4 separate regions of the Mus musculus genome follow, and all the other regions are linked to region 2. A link is a loop called in an ENCODE intact Hi-C map of the cell type or tissue named here. Cell type or tissue: left cerebral cortex. All regions are shown on one strand. Region 1 holds the start of Gm46229 (a long non-coding RNA gene). Region 2 overlaps 1110002J07Rik (RIKEN cDNA 1110002J07 gene). Region 3 holds the start of Nrbf2 (nuclear receptor binding factor 2). Region 4 has its middle 4.3 kb from the start of Gm31763.

Region 1 (5,000 bases), 400 kb before region 2:
GGCCCGTTGGGGGAGAGAGGCTATCTCTCCTCTAGAGCCTATCTCATCACAGTTCAAGGAAGCCTTCCCAGTACAAATATGAAGGGTCTGAGAATGCTAATTAAAGCCTGGTCCTGCCCATGCCCACACCTCCTTTTGGGGGGGGCTGATGGAGAACCCCCCTAGAGACAATGCAGGCTGTACAGAATTGTTCTGCTTGCCCAGAGCGTTCATCCCACAAGCCTGACCCCTTTGAAGATTCTCCTTGGGGTCCAATCACACAAGGAATCAGACTTAAAGTATTAGTCATGGTGTCTGAGCCTTGGTCAGTGGACATATCTGACTCTGAGTAAACCTCCTGAGAGAGCCCAGTTCTCCAATCTCTTTGAGCTCTACAGGAAGAGGCAGCAAGCAGCCCCAAAGCCCTGGGCTTTGAGTACTGTGGGATCAGTGACTATCAGCTCAATACCACCCTGCTTGCCTTGAGCCGCCATCCTGTTCACCGTGTCCCATGTCTATTCTGGAGACCCTGACAAACCAGAGTGCCAGGCGAAATCAGTTAAATCTCAAATTGTGTCCTACACCTCTAGAGAAGTTCAAGAATTTGGGGCCTGGAGTGTTATTAATGGTGGGAAACTTTCCTGGCTCTCCTCTAAGCTGAAGCAAGTGCTGAGGGAGGCAGGGCCACACCTTCAGTTCCAGGTCTGGGCCTGCGTCTTTGGTTCATCTGAAGACCACAAGATTGATACTCTGGGGCCTAGTGACAGCTGGGAGGTGACAGAAGAATATCATGAGCTAAGTTCCTTCCTATGCACACGGTTCTAAGGAAGAGTTTCTTGCCTGTGACCCCAGAATTGGAAAGATTGAAAGAGGCAAGATCTCAAATTCAAAACTAGCCTGGGATATATAGTGAAATACTGTCTCCAACTATCATTAAATGAGGGGGAGGGGACTGGGTTCAGAAGTAAAGGGACCTTGATATCTATAAAGAATATATTGTGTTACAGACTGTGGTCAGCATGTGTGTAATATCTTGTAGTCCTTCTGTCTAAATGAAGCCTGTGCCCTCTGAGTAGCATCTCTCTATCCCTTCCCCCAAACACCAACCCTTGTGGCCATCTTTCAACTCCTTCCTTGGTATTTCTCAGCTCTATCAGAGCCAAGAGCCTTTACTCAGAGCCACATTAAGGACATCAAAAGGAAACTCAGATGGTACAGTTTGCCTATGCCCATAAGTTAAGTACATGCAGGTGTGTGTGTACAGACATATAAGTATATGCACATACATGAATGCATTATGTTTCTACCGATCATAAAAGGGGGAAGTGGGAGACCTAGTCATGGAAGAATTAATTCCATCGGCACATGACGGGCATGACTAGACCTGAAGACAGAATGAAGCTGTTTGATGTTTTCTTCCATACATTGAATCACCATGAATGTAAGAAGCCATACTCACCCACTGATTATAGGCATGCTACAAGCCACTCAAATGCTAGCAGGAAACACAACCTTTCATGATGGAGTTACCTCAATAGTCAACAACTCTGGGTAATGCTTTATGCAACACACACACAAAAAAAATGACTTTGTAGTAATTTTGTATAATTCTAGCTAGCCTGGGTAAAAGACACACAATCCAGGTATTTTATTTACAAACTGCGAGCCTAGATTGGGAAGATTTGGAGCTGTTCTGACTTATACCCTAGCCATATATTCCCATGTTACTTGCTGTTTCTCCTGGCCACGGGCTCATGGTCCATCTCCCCTCGTGGTGGCTCCTCCACATCCCTACAACTCTCCCTCTCTCTTCCTGCAACCCCCTCTCTCAATCCTCAAGTTCATCTTTCTCCCTCCACTGCCCAATCACAGGCTCTAGCCTTATATTGGCCAGTTAAATTGGGGAACAAGGTTTACACAGCTTCACTTGGTGTGCATGAGGGTCTGCTCATTTGGGGCAACCAGATTTCAGGAGTCAGTATTTAGCCTTAGAATACAAGCCACATCAGACGAACCCAATACATGACTTTAAAAAAAAATCAATTCACATGACTACTGCATCATCTCCAGAGATGTCAAGGATGTTAAAACTCAGCAAAGAATACTTAGCCACTAAGTATTTGAAGCTCTACAGCAGGATTCTTGGCACAGGTTTTTAGGTTGGTTTTTTTGTTGTTGTTGTTGTTTTGTTTTGTTTTGTTTGTTTTTTACTTTCCCTGTGTGGCTGTGTAACACAGCACAACATTTAACACTGGGCTATATGGAAGGACAGTCTATCACTAGGATTTGCTGAGAGTCTGACCATATATTGCCTGTTATTTTAGACACTTCCCACCTTCTCTCCCACCGTGTCACTAAATGCCTGGAGCACCCCCAATCATTGTGTTCAAAAGATTCCCTCCTACGTGTTCTCAACGCCCCCAGGGAGCAGTGTCACCCCACGGGGTGGTAACTAGGAAGGACTCACACAGGAGCTGTGACCAGATGGTCACAAGGAAAAGACTTCCCTGTCTAGCATCACACCAACAAGCTTGGACACTTCACAGAGCAGAGAGACTGCTGGGCCCAGAGTACACTTAGTGAGGCATATGGTGAAAGGCTGGCAGCTTTGGAACAGCAGACAGATGTCATACCTTGTAGTATCTTACAGGACAAAGCCGAGATCTGGACTTTTTCATTGGTGTGCAAGGGTTTTGGAGATGAGCATAATACCACAGTCCTGTAATCCCAACTACTTGGAAGACTAAGACAACAGGATCATAAATTCAAGGCCTGCCTGGGTAACATAGGGCTAAAAACAAGTCTAGGTAATTTAGTGAGATGCTTTATAAAAATAGGACTGAGGGTGCAGCTTGCTGGTAGAGTATATGCCTGCCATTCACAGTGCCCTGGGTCCACTCTGTAGTCCAAAAGAAAAGAGAAGGAGAGTTGCTAAGCAAGGAAAAGAAAAGTTCATTATTTTAACTTTGGTAGTCATGTAGCTGTAAGAAGCAAATGGTGAGAGGAGAGGCAAGAGAGTCAGCTGAGAGGCTTCGGGTACTCAGAGGGGAAGTTAGCATGGTCCAAGATGGAGAAAAGAGAGTGGGGTCTTAATTTCATTTCTGTTGCCATGGTGGAACACCCACCCCAACAGAAGGCAACTTAAGGGAAAAGGTTCTACTTCACCTAAAAATTCCAGATTAGAGTCCATCACTGCACAGAAGTCACAGCAGTGGAAGCTTGAGAGGGCTGGTCCTATCACATCTACAGTCAAGAACAGAAAGAAGTCAATACGTTGATGCTCACTTGATCGCTACACTTCACTTGGTTTCTCCACTCTTGTAAGGTTCTGGACCTCCTGCATAGGGAATGGTGCTGCCCACAGTAGACTGGGCTTTCATTAGCTTGATTAAGACAATCCCTCGAAGACACGCCCACAAGCCAACCCCAAGTAGACAGTGCATCACTGAGACTCTTCCCAAGTTATTCCTGGTTGTGTAGAGTTGACAAGTAAAGCTGACATTACATGTAGCCTCGAGAATAAATGTCAGGAAGGAAAGAGGGAGTCAGTAATGACCTGAAATGAGTGTCAGACAAGAAGTCAACAAGGAAGAATGATAGCGGGCTTAGTTTTGTTTTTATTACTAAGGAACAGAAATTTCTTTCTCACAGTTCTGGAGGTTGGGGAGGCCAAGATCAGGGTGCCAGCACCTTCAGTGACATTCTGGTGACAGTGCTTTATCATCACTTTTAACATTAACAATTCTGCAATTTCTAGCAAAGGTCCCTATATTGGCATATAGGAGTAATTTGGGGTTTTTTTGTTTGCTTGCTTGCTTGTTTGCTCTAGTGAGTATCCATACTTTTGTTTGGCACTCATTCCATTTGAGATTCCCTGTGGGTATCTAGGTAACATCAAATAGGTTCCTGGAGTCAGGCAAATGATGCAGGCCTGTAATTCCAGGATTATCAATCAGTTCAAGGTCAAAAAACAAAAAAAAAAACAAAAGCAAACAAACAAAAAGCCATCTGAAATTTAGCCCTGAGAACTTGAGTTAGGGTTTGTTTGTTTGGTTTTTTTTTAATAGCATTTTTGGAGATTCATTTATTTTTATGTGTATGCATTTTGTTTGTTTGTTTGTTTGTTTTGTTTTTGTTGTTTTTGGTTTCCAAGATTGTCTTGCCTACATGTGCCTCGTCTCTCTCTCTCTCTCTCTCTCTCTCTCTCTCTCTCTCTCTCACACACACACACACACACACACACCTATAGAAACTAGAAGAAGGCATCAGATCCCGTCTGAACTCAGGTCCTCTGGAAGAAAAGCAAGAGCTATTATTTGCTAAATTATTATTTGCTAAACAAACTCTCTAGCTTCTGAGTTTGTTCCACAGGGAAAGAAAGTAGGGACATGACTGGACAGTAGAGAGGCAGAAACAGTGATGGGAAAGGTGTTTAATGGTGAGCTCTATTAAGGTGAGCTTGCATTATGAGCCAGATGGGAGAAAAGGAAGAGCAGATTGTGGGAGCCAGGACCACGAAGTGAAGCAGAAAACAACCCTTCATCCCTGAGTAAGAGCTGACCATTGGGAAGATAAGACTGAGCTCACTGTGCCAAGGTGTGCCCTATCTTTACATCAGAATCTCAGCAGAGAGAGCAGAGGGCCAGAGTTCATGAAGTTTTAGAGTCTGGCTTAAGGCATCTCTTTCAGTGAAAGGCAGAATGAGGACTAGATTAGAAATAAACAAGAATTATGAAAGAACAGCTGGGATCTGAGCATGGTATGAACCCAGGAGGGGAGGAATACACAGCCGTAGGCATCATGGGCATCGTGGTACTGGTCAAGGAAGGAAGGAAGGACATTTCCCAAATGATTGTCTCAATTTTCTTCTGTTTTCCTGATTACAAGAAAGGTCACGAACTAAGAGTGAGAAGGGCTTGTGTGGTACACAGGAAATCGGGAGAGGCTTGCTCAGGAGATGCTGCCATTTTGAAGAGCAAACAAGAGAACAAGAGAACATGTGTAGAACCTGCAATAGGAGA
Region 2 (5,000 bases):
TACTGAAGATTTTTAAATGTAGCTGACAATGTTATTAAAATGTTACTGTACCGCGATGGTTGGGGAAATCAAAATCTGTTAAGGTTTTTAGAAGAGACTACAGCTTTCTTATTTTCTTTAAGTATATGTAAATCAAGGGTAGCTGTTGGCCATGTCAGGCCACGTACTCAAGTATACAAAAATGCTGCCCAGCACGTGCCGAATAGGGCCAATATGGAGGGTCTGGGTTGAGGTATTAAATAAACTCGTACCAGCCCTTGCCTTTGTATTCTATTTCTTTCTTCCTCTCAGGCTGGAACGGGGGTGGGGGGGTGGGGGGGGGTGCGAGCCACCTTAGTAGTTTCCTAAAGAGTGGTATTCTGGGCCAGGGTGGTAAAGCGCCAACAAGCGTGGGTCCTGGATGACTTGGGGTGCTGGAGCAGGGCAGCATCAGCTTTTCGTGATGATTCATCCATCTTGATTGTCCCTGTGCGGCACCTGGGAAGAGAGATCCTCAGTTGAAGAACTGGCTCCATCTGATCAGCCTGTGCGCTTATCTGTAGAGGCGTTTCCGTGATTGCTAACTGATGTAAGAGGGCCCAGGCCACTGTGGGTGGTGCCATTCCTAGGGGAATGGGCCTGAGCTGTACAGGAAAGACAGCTGACCAGGAGCCTGGGAGCAAGGCGGGTCTCCACAGTCTCTGCTTCAGTTCCTGTTTAAGGTCTTGCCCAGACTTCCCTCAACAAAGAAGTGTGAGCTGGGAGTATAAGCTGAAATAAACTCTTTCCTTCCCCAAGTGTCTTGCGGTCAAGGTGTTTATGTCAGCAACAGGAAAGCAAACTGGACCATAGCCAGACCCCTAATGCCTTGAACTTTTGGGTGGTAGAAGTGAGCACCTTATCTCTGTTTTATTCTGGAAACAGCTGAAACCACTTCCTGTGGGATCCACCCACTTTCTGGGTATTCCCAGCCACACCCTCCCTTGTTTCCCAGGGCCCAGCTTTTCTCTGCATCTCTGGTGTGACTTTCCACGTGCTGGGACAATTCTTCCAGTTTCCTCACTAGCTGCACTGGGAGAGACTTGGGCTCATCTCGTATTTCTGGCTGCATCGTGCCGCCACCATTTGGGGACTTCTGCAGCTCTCTTACAGAGCCATCTGCCCCCACGCTAGGCGGACAGTCTCCAGCTCTGGTAGCTGCTGGACTGAGGAGTCCTCCAGTTTGCAGTTTCCACCTGCAGTGGGGCTGAATATCCTGTTCCAGAAGCCCTTTGTCTACTTGGGCGCTTTAGTATTCCTGTCTCCGAACCCAGCGGTGGGAGACAAGGGGACATTCTCAGAGTCCCTTCTCAGGAGCACACTGGTCACTGACTGCAAGGTAACCATGAATGAACACTATCTTTCTCTGCTTTTTCTTTCAACCCCCCCCCCCTTGGCTTTCTCCAACAGCAAAATGATTTTGAGTTGTTTGGGGGCAGAGTAGGCTGGGAACTTTCTTGAGAAACGTATTATCTTTTTTTTTCATATATAGGTAAGACATTAGCTTTTTTTTTCTTTTAAAGATTTTGGTTTTATATTATTTATATGAACACATTCACATTATAGCTGTCTTCAGACACACCAGAAGAGGACATTGGATGCCGTGACAGATGGATGTGAACCACCGGGTGGTTGCAGGGAGTTGAACTCAGGACCTCTGGCAGAGCAGTCTCTCTAGCCCCTGAAAACTATTATCTTACTGCATAAGTCTAAGCTTCAAACATAGCCGCTCCTTCTCTGTGTCTGTCTCTGACTTGGCTGTAGCAAAGGTCAGGTTCCTTAGGAGGTTCAGTGACAATAACCAGAACACAGTGAATGGATGGCAGTGTGTGCGAATGGTTCAAGGTTTCAGCTGTGCTAATATGGCTGCGTGCTTGTCTCGGGGGAGTTTCCTCAGTCGATAAATAAGAGTGATTTTGCCATGATAGGGGTGAAGGTTCACTGACTTCAGATCCTGAAGGCTGTGTTCTAGTTTATTCTCTGCGAGGGTGTCCTCTCTGTCAACAGTAAGGACCAATTCCTGTTGACCCCGTTTGCCTCTTTATCTGTGGACCTTGGTTCTCTTGGCTGTGGTCCACGCTTCTGTCCTTACTACGTGTTAACATAGTGCAGGGTACCTCAGAGACAAGGACCTTAAAGAAAAAATACTCAATATCGGAAACTTCTGTCGAAACGTTACTACCACTACTCCGTGTATACGAATTCATTTAAAAAACTCATTTATTTCTGATGGTGCTAATGAGATACAGTTCAAGCTAGAAATAGGATTTAAACCTACCCAACCTAGTTCCAAGGCCTGTATGCTTAATTATTAAGCTAGATGACCTCTTATAGTCGGGACTAGTCGGGAGGAAAGAAAGGAGACATGACCTGTAGTTGTAGGTGACCTTTTGTCCTTTGATCAATCTTTAAAAATTGAAATGAATGTGCCTCAAATTAAAGATTATGAATCGGCGGGATGAATGCTTATAAAATGTGATCAATATATTTCTAATTATTAAATTATTATCATTATTACTATATGTGTGAATGTGTATGAGAGAGAGAGAAACATATTTATGGTTTATTTTGTGTGTATGCATGTGTGTGTGTGAGAGAGACAGAGACAGAGACAGAGACAGAGAGAGAGAGAGTGAGTTTTATGTTTATGGTGTATGTGCCAAGGCACGAAAGTGGTCAGAGGACAGCTTTGCTAAGTCGGTTCTCTACTTACACATTTACGTAGGTTCCAGAGATCAAACTCAGGTTGCTAAGCTGTGCAGCAGATGCTCACTGGACCATCTCACACTGGCCCTAGGCTATCAATATTTAAGATAAATAACGAATACATTAGAACTCACCTTTTTTTTTTCCCCCAAAATGACCTTTGGTCCCCAAATCAATCTGTGAAATGTAATTTTAATTCTCGAACAGAAATAGTAATTTAAAATTTAATGTCAACTAAGCAACTAAGACTTTCTTTGGCTTTTATTCAGTGACGCTTCTTGAAAGTACTTCAGCAGGCTAAGTGAATGATCGCACAATACAACTTTATTGCCATCTAGTGGCAATGTGGAGCATTGCAGAAGCGCCTGCAGAAATGCTGAGTTTTGCGCCCCCCCCCCCTCCTCCCCAATTCTTGGCAGCCACCTTCTTTGTCTCTATCAACATTAACCGGTTCTCTCGGGTGGCACCTCTTGACTCCCTTACCAGCCGCTTTGGCTGTACATTATGTTACTAATTTGATTTAGAACAGATTATTTCTTTAGATTTCTCATTTTGAAGGCACCATTTATCTTGAGAGTCCTCTCGGGGAACTTGCAAGACTCCTCATCTAAGAGACAAGTCTCTCAATGTGCAAATGGATGAAAGGTCTGTTGTCTGAGTTCCAGATGATCAATGTGGGAAGACACCCCGTGACATATGATTAAATTATTATGAGATTCTTTAGAGTCAGAGGAAAAAGAAGAATAATATATCAAATATGTCTTAGGTGTTGCTCTGGGGTCACACTGTCTCAGCATGTAGCAGCATGAACAGAAAACGTTTATTGTCTCACACAGTCTATGACTCCAGAGTTTCTAGATTCAAAGCCAGGCTGGGTCACCTGTCCAAAACAGACCCATTAAGAGAGTCAAGCAACATTGAAAAGCTGAGATTTAGTCACTGTGGCCACGTGGGGAAGAGGAACAAGCCAAGAGAAGGCCCACTTGACCTCCAAGCCTGTCTTTGTCCTGATGTGAACTTTAGGTTTAAGTAGAGAAAGCCTTGAGGTATAGGGCTCTCTGGAGTTGGCCTGACGCGTTGTCAGAAGTGTGTGAAATCTCTTCTTGCAGCAGCAAATTCCTCTTCTGGATGTCATAGCAGATTTTAGGTTTTCTCTCCCTCCAACATGGGATTCCTAGGAGTCTCCTGTCTTAATAATTGTCTGATACCAGCCCCTGCTTCCGGGCCAGGTCTCACTCTGTATCTCTGGCTGGTCTAGAACTCTATACATGGCCTAGACTGGCCTTGAAACTCATGCAGATCAACCTGTCTCTCCCTCATGAGTGCCGGAATAAAATGTGTGGGCCAGCACACTCCCGCAAGTGTCTCCCTTTTAAAGAACCATCTATCAGACCAGTTACATGGGGCCCAGGAACCTGGCATGGCTGGGTGTTCTGTCTCAGAGTTCTTCATTCAAGTGTAACATGGGGCTGCATTGTCTCAGAACTCTACAGGGTAGGAGGATGTGTTGCTAGGCTCACATAGAAGGCAGGTTTGGGGGTCTTGTTTGCTGCTGTCTAGATTCTCTGTCTCTCAGCATGTCAGCCCCTTCCTTGGACCCTCCAGAGCAACAGAGATCTGGGCCACTGTGATAAGGAACAACCCCAGGCTTGTCACAGACGGCTCGGTTTTAAGGCTGGTTACTACACCGCTGTCAAGCTTTATCAAACAGTAGCAGTTTGCACTGTTTGACAGCTTCAAGACAGAGGAACTGAAGGGACATGCCTTTCTCTTCAAGGCTTTGTTCAGCCTTGCCATGGCGACTGTCCTTACTCAGTCTTGAGGGTGATCTCTCTGGTTGCTCACATTTACCTGTAATATCACCTGCAGTGTCAGCTGCTTCCAGAACAGATTAATCAGGAGAGGTGCGGGGGGGGGGGGGCGGGGAGGATTGGATCAGTCTGGATAGATAGGAAGCCCTGTTCTGCTTTGTCTGTCTATCTATCTATCTATCTATCTATCTATCTATCTATCATCTATCTATCTATCTATCAATCACCTATCTACTTATGATCTATCACATCTATCATATCTATCTATGTATCACCTATCTATGATCTATCTATCTATCATCATCTATCACCTATCTGTCTATCTACCTATTTATCTATCTATCCACCCATCTGTCTATCATTTATCTGTCTGTTTACCTATTTATCCATCCATCCATCCACATCCATCCTTCCATCCATCCATCCACATCCATCCTTCCACCCATCCATCCACCCATCCACTCA
Region 3 (5,000 bases), 380 kb before region 2:
TATAGTTTCAGAGATTCAGTTCAATAGCATCATGGTGGGTAAACATAACACTGTCCAGGAAGGAATGTTGCTGGAGAAAGAGCTGAGTGTTCTGCATCTTGACCTTATTAATTTAATAAGATTTAACAATTAAATTATTTAAATATTTTTAAAAGTCCTGCTTTTCAGTTTCATCATCTTGGGAGAGTCTCAAATACCATGCCACCAGTCTATGTCACTGTTTCAGTTTCTTCTCTGTTGTTATGATAACACCTTGACCAAAAGCAATATTGTAGTGGGGGGGGGTGGGTTGGGGGGAGGTTGGTTGGTTTACAATCCCAGGTGGCAGTCCATCACTGAGAGAAGATGAGTCAGGAACTCAAGGCAGGGACTTCTTCAAGGTAGGTCTGCTTGCTATTCTCAACAGCATTACCTCTGATGGAGGAACTTACTTCACAGCCAAAGAAGCAGAGCAGAAACCATGGAGGGCACTGTTCTCTAAGCTGAGTATAATAATCTCATGGAGATTATTATAATAATCTCATGGAGGGCACTGTTCCCAAGCTGAGTATAATAATCTCAGCTAACACTTCTATACAGCTCAGGACCACCTGCCTAGGGATTATCCCATCCACTGGACCTGTGCCCTTCTACATTAGCTAAGACTCAAAACAATCCCTGCAGACTATCCACCAGCCAATCACATCCGGGAAATACCTTAATTGGGGCTCTCCACTTAGGTGACTCAGGCAGTGTCAGTTAAAGCTAATCAGGACAGCCATAGAACAAACTACCAGATACAATGGCTTGAGACAACACACATACTAAATAACAAATGCCATAGATCAGGAGTCTGGGCCTGGCCCGAATGGCTCCTTGTTTGCATCTTCCAAGCTTCAATCAAGGTAAGTAATTGGGGTCTGGTTAGTACCTGAAACCTTAGGGCCCACTTCACAACCCATGTGGCTTTTGAAATCATTTTAGATATATATGCTATATATTATTCATATTAAGTTATATATGTCATCTCTTCCTCCCCGTTTACAGATGTTGTACATTGCCTCTGCTCTTTCCTCGGCTGGCTTTTTAAGGTTTCATATTAAAAAAAAAAAATCACATCCCAGGGGGCTGGAGAGATGGCTCAGAGGTTAAGAGCACTGACTGCTCTTCCAGAGGTCCTTAGTTCAATTCCCAGCAACCACATGGTGGCTCACAACCATCTCTAATGGGATCTGATGCCCTCTTCTGGTCTGTCTGAAGACAGTGACTGTGTACTAAAATAAATTAAATAAATAAATCTTAAAAAAAAATCACACCCCAGGTGGGTTTCCTTTAACACCCAACCTGCGTCTCCACGTCCTCCAATATTACAAATTCTTAAAGGTACATTCATGTGGTTCTTTGAAGTTTTTTTCATTACAGAATTTGGTACTGTAAAACCTCCAGGTAAGGGGCTGGTGAGATGGCTCAGTGTGTAAGAGCACCCGACTGCTCTTCCAAAGGTCCGAAGTTCAAATCCCAGCAACCACATGGTGGCTCACAACCATCCGTAATGAGATCTGACGCCCTCTTCTGGAGTGTCTAAAGACAGCTACAGTGTACTTATATATAATAAAAATAAATAAATCTTTAAAAAAAAAAAAAAAAAAAAAAAACCTCCAGGTAAGCCCGGTTTCCTTCACACAATATGTTAGTTGTTCTCTCAGCTCCTCTCCATCTCCCTTTCTCCATAAACCATATCTACTTGCCAGTGGGTGCGGAAACAGAAAGACCTTAGCACAGTGATTTAGTACATAGTTGTTGAAGAACGGTTATACTTGGTGGCTTATAATCCTTCTTGCTTTAGAATTAGTTTGTGACCCTGGGGTCACTTATCTCTGTCAAATCCTCTCGGTGGAGTGGAGGTATGGTGGCACCTGCTCATATGCTCGACACAAGACTGCCACATGTACAAGATCTGGGCCACAGACTCTCTGCCAAAAGGCAAAAAATATGGAAACCTCCTGTAAGGCGGATCTAGTGCAGGGTGTTAACTTGGCTCAAATTTGCTTTTTAAAAAAAAGTCAACGGAGATAGAACAGAAACGGAGAAGGAGGGGTGAGGTACAAGGAGAGGACCTGAGAAAGCCTACGGGAAGGAAGAAAGGTCAAGCGTGCAGAGTGACCTTATTAACCAACTAGCCAGACCCGGCTCATCACGTGACAGCCGCCGCCGAAGTCTAGCAGAGCTCCCTCTCGCGAGGAGAGGGGCGGTTTTTGTCACTTAGCTGCTGCCCCGCCCCTAGCCCCGCCCACCCCATGCTCTCACCCCAGCCGCGCCCCCTGCCTCGCGCCGGCGCGTGGCGACGTCACGCCGCCGCGCGCAGCGACGCCGGGACGGCCCCCCGCGACGCGACGTCGGAGGCGGAAGTGGCGCGGCTGTCGCTCTTGGGCTCTCACTGCCGGCTCCGGGTTCTGCGAGGAGCCTCCTGCCAGCCGCCGCGTCTCCCTGCCCTCGCTGCCCCTCCATGTGCCCGGGCGCCGCCGCTCCGCCTCGGGCCGCTGCTCACCCCGGGGTTTATGGAAGTGATGGAAGGACCCCTCAACCTTGTGAGTGGTCGCGGGCTGAGTCGGGGACCGGTAGGCTGCGGGGAAACGCGGGCTGAGGGGGTCAAGCGGCACTGAAGGGGGAGCCGCGAGCTCATGGAGGGGACCCTGATCCCCGGGGCTCAGGCCTCTCCCTCGGGGCCCGTGGCATCTGCCCTGCTGGGACCGCGTCCCAGCGCCACGTAGCCGCCGCCTGCAGGCCGCGGGCAGAGTCGGGGTGTCGGGGCCGCGCCTCGCACACCGCACCCCCTCTTCCCTGCTGCCCTCGCAGCTGGGCTAGCGAAGGCCCCTCTGAAACAGCTGGATCGGAACCCCAGTCCACGCCCCGCAGCCCGGTGCCTTTGCTTTAAGGCTCACGAAAGTACCAGACGTGTTTGCCTTTCTCAGAAACACATACAGAGAGACACACAGGGGGCCGGGTCATTATTGTTTGGGGCAAAAAGGAACACACACACACACACCGCCCCAAACAACCCCACAAAACCCCAAACCTCCCACAGTTCTGTTCTAAGTGTGATCACAGGACATCTTCGGGTTTCCTGGGAAAAGGTTCATGAAATTCAGATGCAGACGTCTGGTTCCTTAGTGTTGCGGAGTAAAACTTTGCAAGTCCCAAGTCTGTAGGTGGTTTGCGATGATGCGGAGGGATTGAGAGCAGGACCGGGAAAGATTGATTGCTTCCTTTGGAACTCTGCCCTCCCTCCCGGCTTGGAAGAGCCTGGTCCGTGCTGTGCAGAGAAGCCAGAGTCTGTGGTTTCAGACTATGGATTTCTGGAGCCAAACTCCTGGATTTGAACTCGGGCTTAGTCACCTAATAGCCTCAAGAGACCTTGAACAAAAATTTTCACTTCATTGTTTTTTTTTGTTTTTGTTTTAACCCTCGTTCGTTGTGAGGATTAAAGGACTGAATAGATAAGAGACACGTAGAACTGTACGTTATGGATGGAACATTGGAAGAGTTAGTTGCTCCAGTGAGACCGTAGCCCCTGTCACTTAATGAGATTTGGGAGTGTTGAGCGTCAACGCTGGAGAGTGAACACCTAAAGCTATGGTTCCATCCCTGGCGCCAGGTTTGCAGCTCCGAGAAATCTACCCAAGAGTTACTAATTTAGACCCTGCGTCCGTTTCTAAGTGGATTACACTTCAGGCTAATGAGGCTACACTGGTGAGTTTTGGGGAGCTAGGGAAATAACCTCGCGCCTCTCTTGTTTGTAAGAGAATTTGTGTGGCCAACTATAGTTTGTAGTGAAGTATGGGTGGCTCACCAGGGAAACTCCACAGGAATATTATTAGTCGTAGCCAGCTGTTTACCGAGTGCTTCAAAGTTCAAGTGTCCTTGCCGAACGATCACTGGTTCACTTCCAGTTAGCTTCACTTGATTTGGCAGCAGGGTGTAGCCTAACCCTGGCTACCTGCTCCACAAGCGTATTCGGTGTTCCCTATGAGAACACTGAAACTGGGGCAGTGGAAGTTGGAGTACCAATCCCTCAGTCTGGGATAAAGGAGGCAGCTGGTGGCAATGGGACTTTTATTTAGCTACTGTGTGTTTGAGCCATGCTAGCTCCAAGCTCACTGTCGCCCAGGCTGGTCATGAGCTTAGCTTTCTAAATGCTGGGATTCCAGGCCCTGCTGAGGTTTGCTGTCTTAAATAGGTAAATTAGGAGGCTAGCACAATTCCATTATCCGGTCCTAAAATTTACGTGACAAATTTCAGAAATGTGGCAGTTTGAATTTTTAAGCCATTTGAGATTTTGAAGATTTCTGATTTTCAGCCTAGCTAACCATTGAAAGGTAACAGGGTGTTTACTTGAATGATTTAAGTGCATTGCAGAGTAGCATTGGCAAGCTTCTGTTAAAGAGGTGCTAGAGACTAGGGCTTGTGTCTGTGCGCGGGTCATTTCTGTGGAAATCAAGACAGCTTGGGAATGTCATTTCCCTCCACCATGTGGGTTTGGAGATTGAACTCATGTAAGCGGTGTGTGTTGTGTGTGTGTGTGTGTGTGTGTGTGTGTGTGTGTGTGTGAGTGAGTGTCTTTATCCACTGAGCCCTAGACTAAAGTTTTTTGAAGTTTTGTTTTGTTTCTGAATGTCAGTGAGTACACAGCCTTGTCTTCCCCCAACATGAAAAGGTAGCCCTAAATTCTGTGACTTAATGAAAGTTCTCGTAAACCATACAGTTCGTCATGGAAATGTACTCCAAATGCCTACTATGGAACTTCACTACTGTACCTGGGTTTAGAATCCCATGCCCTCAGAGCATCCTTGGGACTTAGTACAAGTGTGTGTGAGGTTTGCTGGTGAACAGGCCTAAGCTGAGGGGAATTAAATGATTGCTCAGGTCAGTCCCTTAAATACCCTGCATTCCAGCTTGTCATCACCTTCTAACAATGCTTTCCTATTAATGTACTTGTGGTTTTCATTTCTGTGTGCTCTTTA
Region 4 (5,000 bases), 91 kb before region 2:
CCAGTTTAGGGTGGATCAGATCCCCAACTTCAAATGTGGAATCTACTTCGGGTCAAAGATTCTTTAGGGAAAACCCCCAGAGAAAAACCCTGCTCCCCTCTACCCACCCATATGGGACTGTCTGGGGCCCAGCTGGAGTCCCAGTGCAAGATCCAGGGGTCGTCAGATGAAAATACTGGATTTATCTTATAGGAATAAGTTTCCTGTGCAGGTTTGAGACGCGCCAAGGGGTTGGACTGGAAATTTCTACGTTAGACGGAACGTGCGAGAAAGCCAGTAGGTCCATGCTGGGAGCTGGACTTGAGATTCCCCTGGTTTTAAAGTCAGTTCACAAGGAAAAGTCTCAGCCCCTCCCACGTGTCCACCCAGACTCGTGGGGCCGCCAGTCTAGGACCGGGAGCGCGCACAGCTGGCGGCCGGCAAGCCACAACTGGAGTGCTAACCTCCACACCCAGATGTTCCAGGACGGGGGCGGGGCTCCCGCAGAGGCAGTCCCTCCCTTTCGCAGCCCGGCTCCAGATGCCAGAGGCGATGGGCATTCCACCTCAGGGAGCGAGCTGGATCTGTCGGGGTAACTGGAGCTTTCCTGGGGACGTTAGGATAATGGCGTCCTGCCAGTAGGCTGCAATCGTGATAAACCCACTGCGTGGGAGTTAACAATCCTGGATCCCCAGGAGGTAATGGCAGAAGGAGGGAACCCTGGAGAAGAAACTAGGGGGAAAGCACGCTGTTGGTGGGTTGTGACTAGAGCGGAGTCTCCCCTCTACTTTGCCCTCTGTTCCTGTTTCGAATGCAGACCTTTCTAGTCCGGGTTGTCCACTGCTCCTTCTGGTCCCTCTTCCATCACCCAAAGTGGGAGGAGCTACAAGTACCCTCTCCTTTTTCTCCAAAACTTGAACGTGTCTGGAGAAGTGTGCCCTGCGAAGGAGGCCTTTCCCCTGTAATGTGAGCAGTTTTGGCGACCTGCTCAGCAAACTGCATTTGCCAAGGATTCAAGGCTGGCTGTTCCAGAGAGCCTGCGTCTGTTGGATGGTCCGATAAGAACTTATCATTTCCATTCAACTTGTTTAAGCTGCCCTTCATAAAGTTGTCCTCGGATTATTTTAAGGTTTTCATAACATCCCTGGTCATAACAACCAGAAGATCAGAGCCCCGAGGGATAGGAGTGGATATCATAATGGCAAAAAACGAAATCACAACCATGATGATAAAGGGTGGTCCTTTTTTCTTCAGACAGACGATGGCAGTCTTAAGGCCAGGCCTTCCCTCAACCCCCACCCCTTCAGGGAAACTCAAATAAATAGGCCCTGTCACCTCACCTGTTCACTGATACTAAACACTGATACTCAACTAATACTAAAACAATCCTTAGTGTGCCCTCTCCCAAGCCACCCTGGCTTCTCTGAGACTAAGAAACCATATGGAATTGGTGAGGAGCTGGCTATGTGACTTAGTTGGTAGAACGCTTAGCTAGCTAGCATCCATGAAGCCCTAAGGTCTGTGCGTCGAACTATATAATCCCAACTTGGTGGCACAAGCCTGTAACCTCAGCACATCCTAGACAGAGGCAGGAGGATCAGTTCAAATCATTCCTGGCTACATAGATAATTCCTGGCCATTACAGTGGGTCGAGGATGGGAATAAGGAAACACATTTGATGGTACTTAAATTTCATTAAAAACAACAACAACAACAACAATAATTTAGTATCTTTTATGTGTGTGTGTGTAGTTAGGGCCCCAGCTGTACCTTGGGTTCCGGGAATGTGGGAAGCCACATGTGCCGTCGCAAGGTGGCGCTGGCTACTGCTGGCCACCATGCGTAAGTTTGGGCAAACAACCAATGTGTACATATGCAGTAAAGTTTTTTGCCAAGACACTGCCTTGCCCGGGCATGATAATGAGGTTCTGTAAGTATAGCCAATCAGATGTGAGACATGCAAATGAGGTATGTTAATGAGGTTCTGTGAGGTACTGAGAGAGTAACCAATCAGATGAGGAACATGCAAATGAGGTATAGTGCATAACCAATCCGGGTGTGAGACACGCCTCTCCTAGGTCTATATAAGCAACACCAGTTCTGGGCTCAGGGTCTCTTCTCCTCTGCAATCAAGCTCTCCCAATAAACGTGTGCAGAAGGATCCTGTTGCAGCGTCGTTCTTGCTGGCGAGCCAGGACGTGTGCAAGACAGGAACTCAGGCTATTGGGCTTTTGTTTAGCCAGCCCTAACTTTACCCTCTTGGTGACTTTATAGCTTGAAGGTTTTTCCTTTGTTTTTTGTTGTTATTGTTGTTGTTGTTTTCAAGACAGGGTTACTGTGGGTAGCTCTAGCTTTCCTAGAATTTGCTCTGAGGACCAGGGTGACCTCACACTCAGAGATCTGCCTCCCAAGTACTGGGATGAAAGGACTATGCCACCACCACCCAAATTATAACTTGAGGATTTTTAGATGTCGTTCCTATGTGACTAATGTTTTCATATCCTTCCAGACCATCTCATTTTTAGCACCAAGCACAATCTTTTTTTTTTTTTCAGCTATTTCCAATCTAGTGTGTATGCTTAACACTAAATTCTGTTTAGGCTAAAATATCCTAAACTGTGAAAAAGAGAAAAACAAAAGGTGCCAGATTTTCCAGGAGATCACCACCACTTGATGCCAAGTGAACAAAAGATGCTTCTTACGTTTTAGTTTTGAGAGCTTGTCTTGGCCAGAGTCTCTGTAACACAATATTGTTGTCTGGTAGTTGAATGCTGGCTCCACAAAAAAATATAAATAAATAAATAGCACCATTTTTCCTAAACCTATGTGCCAGGTCATCTCCAGAGCCTGGGGAGTGGGGCCAAATAATCTCAGGAACATTTTCTAGCTCTGTGTTGCTGTGACTTTGCATAGCAATAGCTCAGAAGCAAGAGGTTCCAGATTTAGCTCTGAGTCCATCACGTGCCAGCTACTCTTGAGTCCGTAGCATTCTTCACAGAGGTTTCTGTTTAGGTTCAACCAGAATAAAATCGGCTTGACCTCCGGCAAGGCGTCTCCCCTCTTCTCATTCTTTCTAAGACAGGAATCACTGTAGCCCAGGCTGTCTGTGCACTTGCAATCTATCTAGTTTGAACTTTTGCTGTCTCTGCCTCTACCCCAGGGGCCCTGTAAGTACAGATGAATGTGGTTCTGGGCATCCACTCCAGATCCTCCTGTAGGCTAAGCAAAAGTGATTAACAGGTGAAATGGAAAAAAAAAAAGATGAATACAGGAAACCAGCTGGAAACAAAACTACAACCTCAAGCTAGCCCTGGGGCCTGAGGTTAATCAACATATGAGACCTTAAGCAAACAAACAACTGGTCCAGGCACATGGGCCACACACCTTTGGTCCCAGCACTTAGGAGACAGGCAGAGGCAACCCAATCTCTATGATTTTGAGGCCAGCCTGCTCTACATAGTAAGTTTCAGGACACTCAGGACTAAATAGAGAGACAAGGTTTAAAATAATAATAATAATAATAATAATAACAACAACAACAATAACAATAACATTATTATTATCATCATTATTATTTCTGTGCCAGAGATGCACACCTTCAATCTCATAATTTAGGAGGTACAGGCAGGCAGGCAGATCTCTGTGAGTTCAAGGTCAACTTGGTCTACATATTGAGTTCTAGGATGGCCAGCGCTACGCAGTGAGACTCTGTCTCTAATCTTTTTGCAGTCTTCATTTAGTTATAAAAGCATCATAAATTCATCCAAAAGGGCTGGAGAGATGGCTCAGTGGTTAGGAGCACTGTCTCTTCTTCCAAAGGCCTTGAGTCCAATTCCTAGCAACCACATGGTAGCTCACAACCATCTGTAATGGGATATGATGCCTCTTCTGGTGTGTCTGAAGACAGCTACAGTGTACTCATATAAATAAAATAAATAAATCTTTAAATAAACAAATAAATTCATCCAAAAATATTCACTGAGGGCTTCGTTCATGCTACACGTGGCAACGGGTGACAAGCCGGTGTCCATCCAATTCTTCAAGCTAGAACCACCATCAGTCACTAAATTGGGACCAATATTATATTCTAAATATCTAGTTTCCTATTACCGTGCCCCACCCCCCAACTGAGGTATTCCTGTGTTCCAGAAGGTGGTCTAAATCCCACTATGGTGAAATGCAGAAGGTGAGAAACCCTGCCAAGGAAATATAAGCCTGGCCAGTTAGAGCAAAGAGAGAGGAAGGAGGGAAAAAGGGGATGCGCTGGAGAAAGATGCAGTGCCAACGCCTGCAGCGGCGGCTAGAGAGTCACCCCACAGGTCACCCAGTAGCCCTGGGGTTTCCCTAGAAAGATCACAAAGAGGAAATGAAACTCAGACATGTCACAAGAGAATGAAGGGTATGTGTCTGACTGTCTCTCGGCTGCCTCAGTTAGCCAGCGGTAAAGGCTGACCCCACAGCAAACAAATGTCCCCGAACTTGGTGCTAACATTCCCTTGCCCTAGATATGATGACATCTCATCTCATTTCAGATGAGGTGGGGCACTTTCAGGATGGGGTGGCCATCATCATCTTGGCACATGTCCTGCTCTGACCTAGAGAGAAGGAGGTAACCAGGACACCTGAGACATTGCTTCCCTGGGCACAAAATAATCGTAGTCATGAATTCCCGTCAGAGCTCTACAATGACCTCAGCAGACTGGGTGCCTCTCAATCAGTTGCCTCTGCTCCATGAGGGGGCAGATTTCTCTCTCTCTCTCTCTCTCTCTCTCTCTCTCTCTCTCTCTCTCTCTCTCTCTCTGTGTGTGTGTGTGTGTGTGTGTGTGTGTGTGTGTAGCCCTGGCTGTCTTGGAACTCACTCTGTAGACCTGGCTGGCCTAGAACTCAAAAATCTGCCTGCCTCTGCCTCCCAAGTGCTGGGATTAAAGACGTGTGCCATTGCCTGACAGCGCTCTCTCTCTCTCTCCTCTCTCTCTCTCTCTCCCTCTCTTTCCCACTCTCTCTCTCCCTCTCTCTCTGTC

Evidence for each region. A loop is a pair of places that touch in the nucleus more often than their neighbours do. Peaks named below come from ENCODE experiments on the same cell type or tissue, not always from the same donor. Only the 100,000 strongest peaks of a DNase experiment are listed, where the experiment ranks them.
Region 1: it touches region 2 in a loop (3-fold over the local background); 20 of 42 quality-filtered maps call a loop at or near these places.
Region 3: a loop joins it to region 2, with 2.5 times the contacts of the local background. A loop is called at or near these places in 2 of 42 quality-filtered maps.
Region 4: it touches region 2 in a loop (4-fold over the local background); 21 of 42 quality-filtered maps call a loop at or near these places.

Annotation. Positions count from the first base shown.
Region 1 is chr10:67,302,626-67,307,625 of GRCm38, reverse strand. Gm46229 (a long non-coding RNA gene) reads right to left here and starts at 3,613. Exons shown (of 2, transcript XR_001779791.2): 1 at 3,145-3,613. In left cerebral cortex, no CTCF peak of the experiment used is centred here; a DNase peak (open chromatin) is centred at 2,498.
Region 2 is chr10:66,907,450-66,912,449 of GRCm38, reverse strand. 1110002J07Rik (RIKEN cDNA 1110002J07 gene) reads left to right here. Exons shown (of 5, transcript NR_138561.1): 5 at 1-260. Among named protein-coding and RNA genes, the nearest start is that of 1110002J07Rik, 10 kb to the left of the region's middle. In left cerebral cortex, a CTCF peak has its summit at 3,045 (motif pointing left); DNase peaks (open chromatin) are centred at 626, 1,087, 3,064 and 3,311; H3K27ac peaks cover 718 bases.
Region 3 is chr10:67,282,664-67,287,663 of GRCm38, reverse strand. It overlaps Nrbf2 (nuclear receptor binding factor 2), which reads left to right and starts at 2,383. Exons shown (of 4, transcript NM_001036293.2): 1 at 2,383-2,567. The coding sequence starts at 2,538. Gm46200 (a long non-coding RNA gene) reads right to left here and starts at 2,231. Exons shown (of 3, transcript XR_001779690.1): 1 at 2,144-2,231. In left cerebral cortex, CTCF peaks have their summits at 1,266 (motif pointing left) and 2,759; DNase peaks (open chromatin) are centred at 2,222, 2,360 and 3,038; H3K4me3 peaks cover 2,142 bases; H3K27ac peaks cover 1,045 bases.
Region 4 is chr10:66,998,305-67,003,304 of GRCm38, reverse strand. No RefSeq gene overlaps it. Among named protein-coding and RNA genes, the nearest start is that of Gm31763, 4.3 kb to the left of the region's middle. RefSeq lists an enhancer at 1-1,387. In left cerebral cortex, no CTCF peak of the experiment used is centred here; DNase peaks (open chromatin) are centred at 453 and 2,956; H3K4me3 peaks cover 737 bases; H3K27ac peaks cover 740 bases.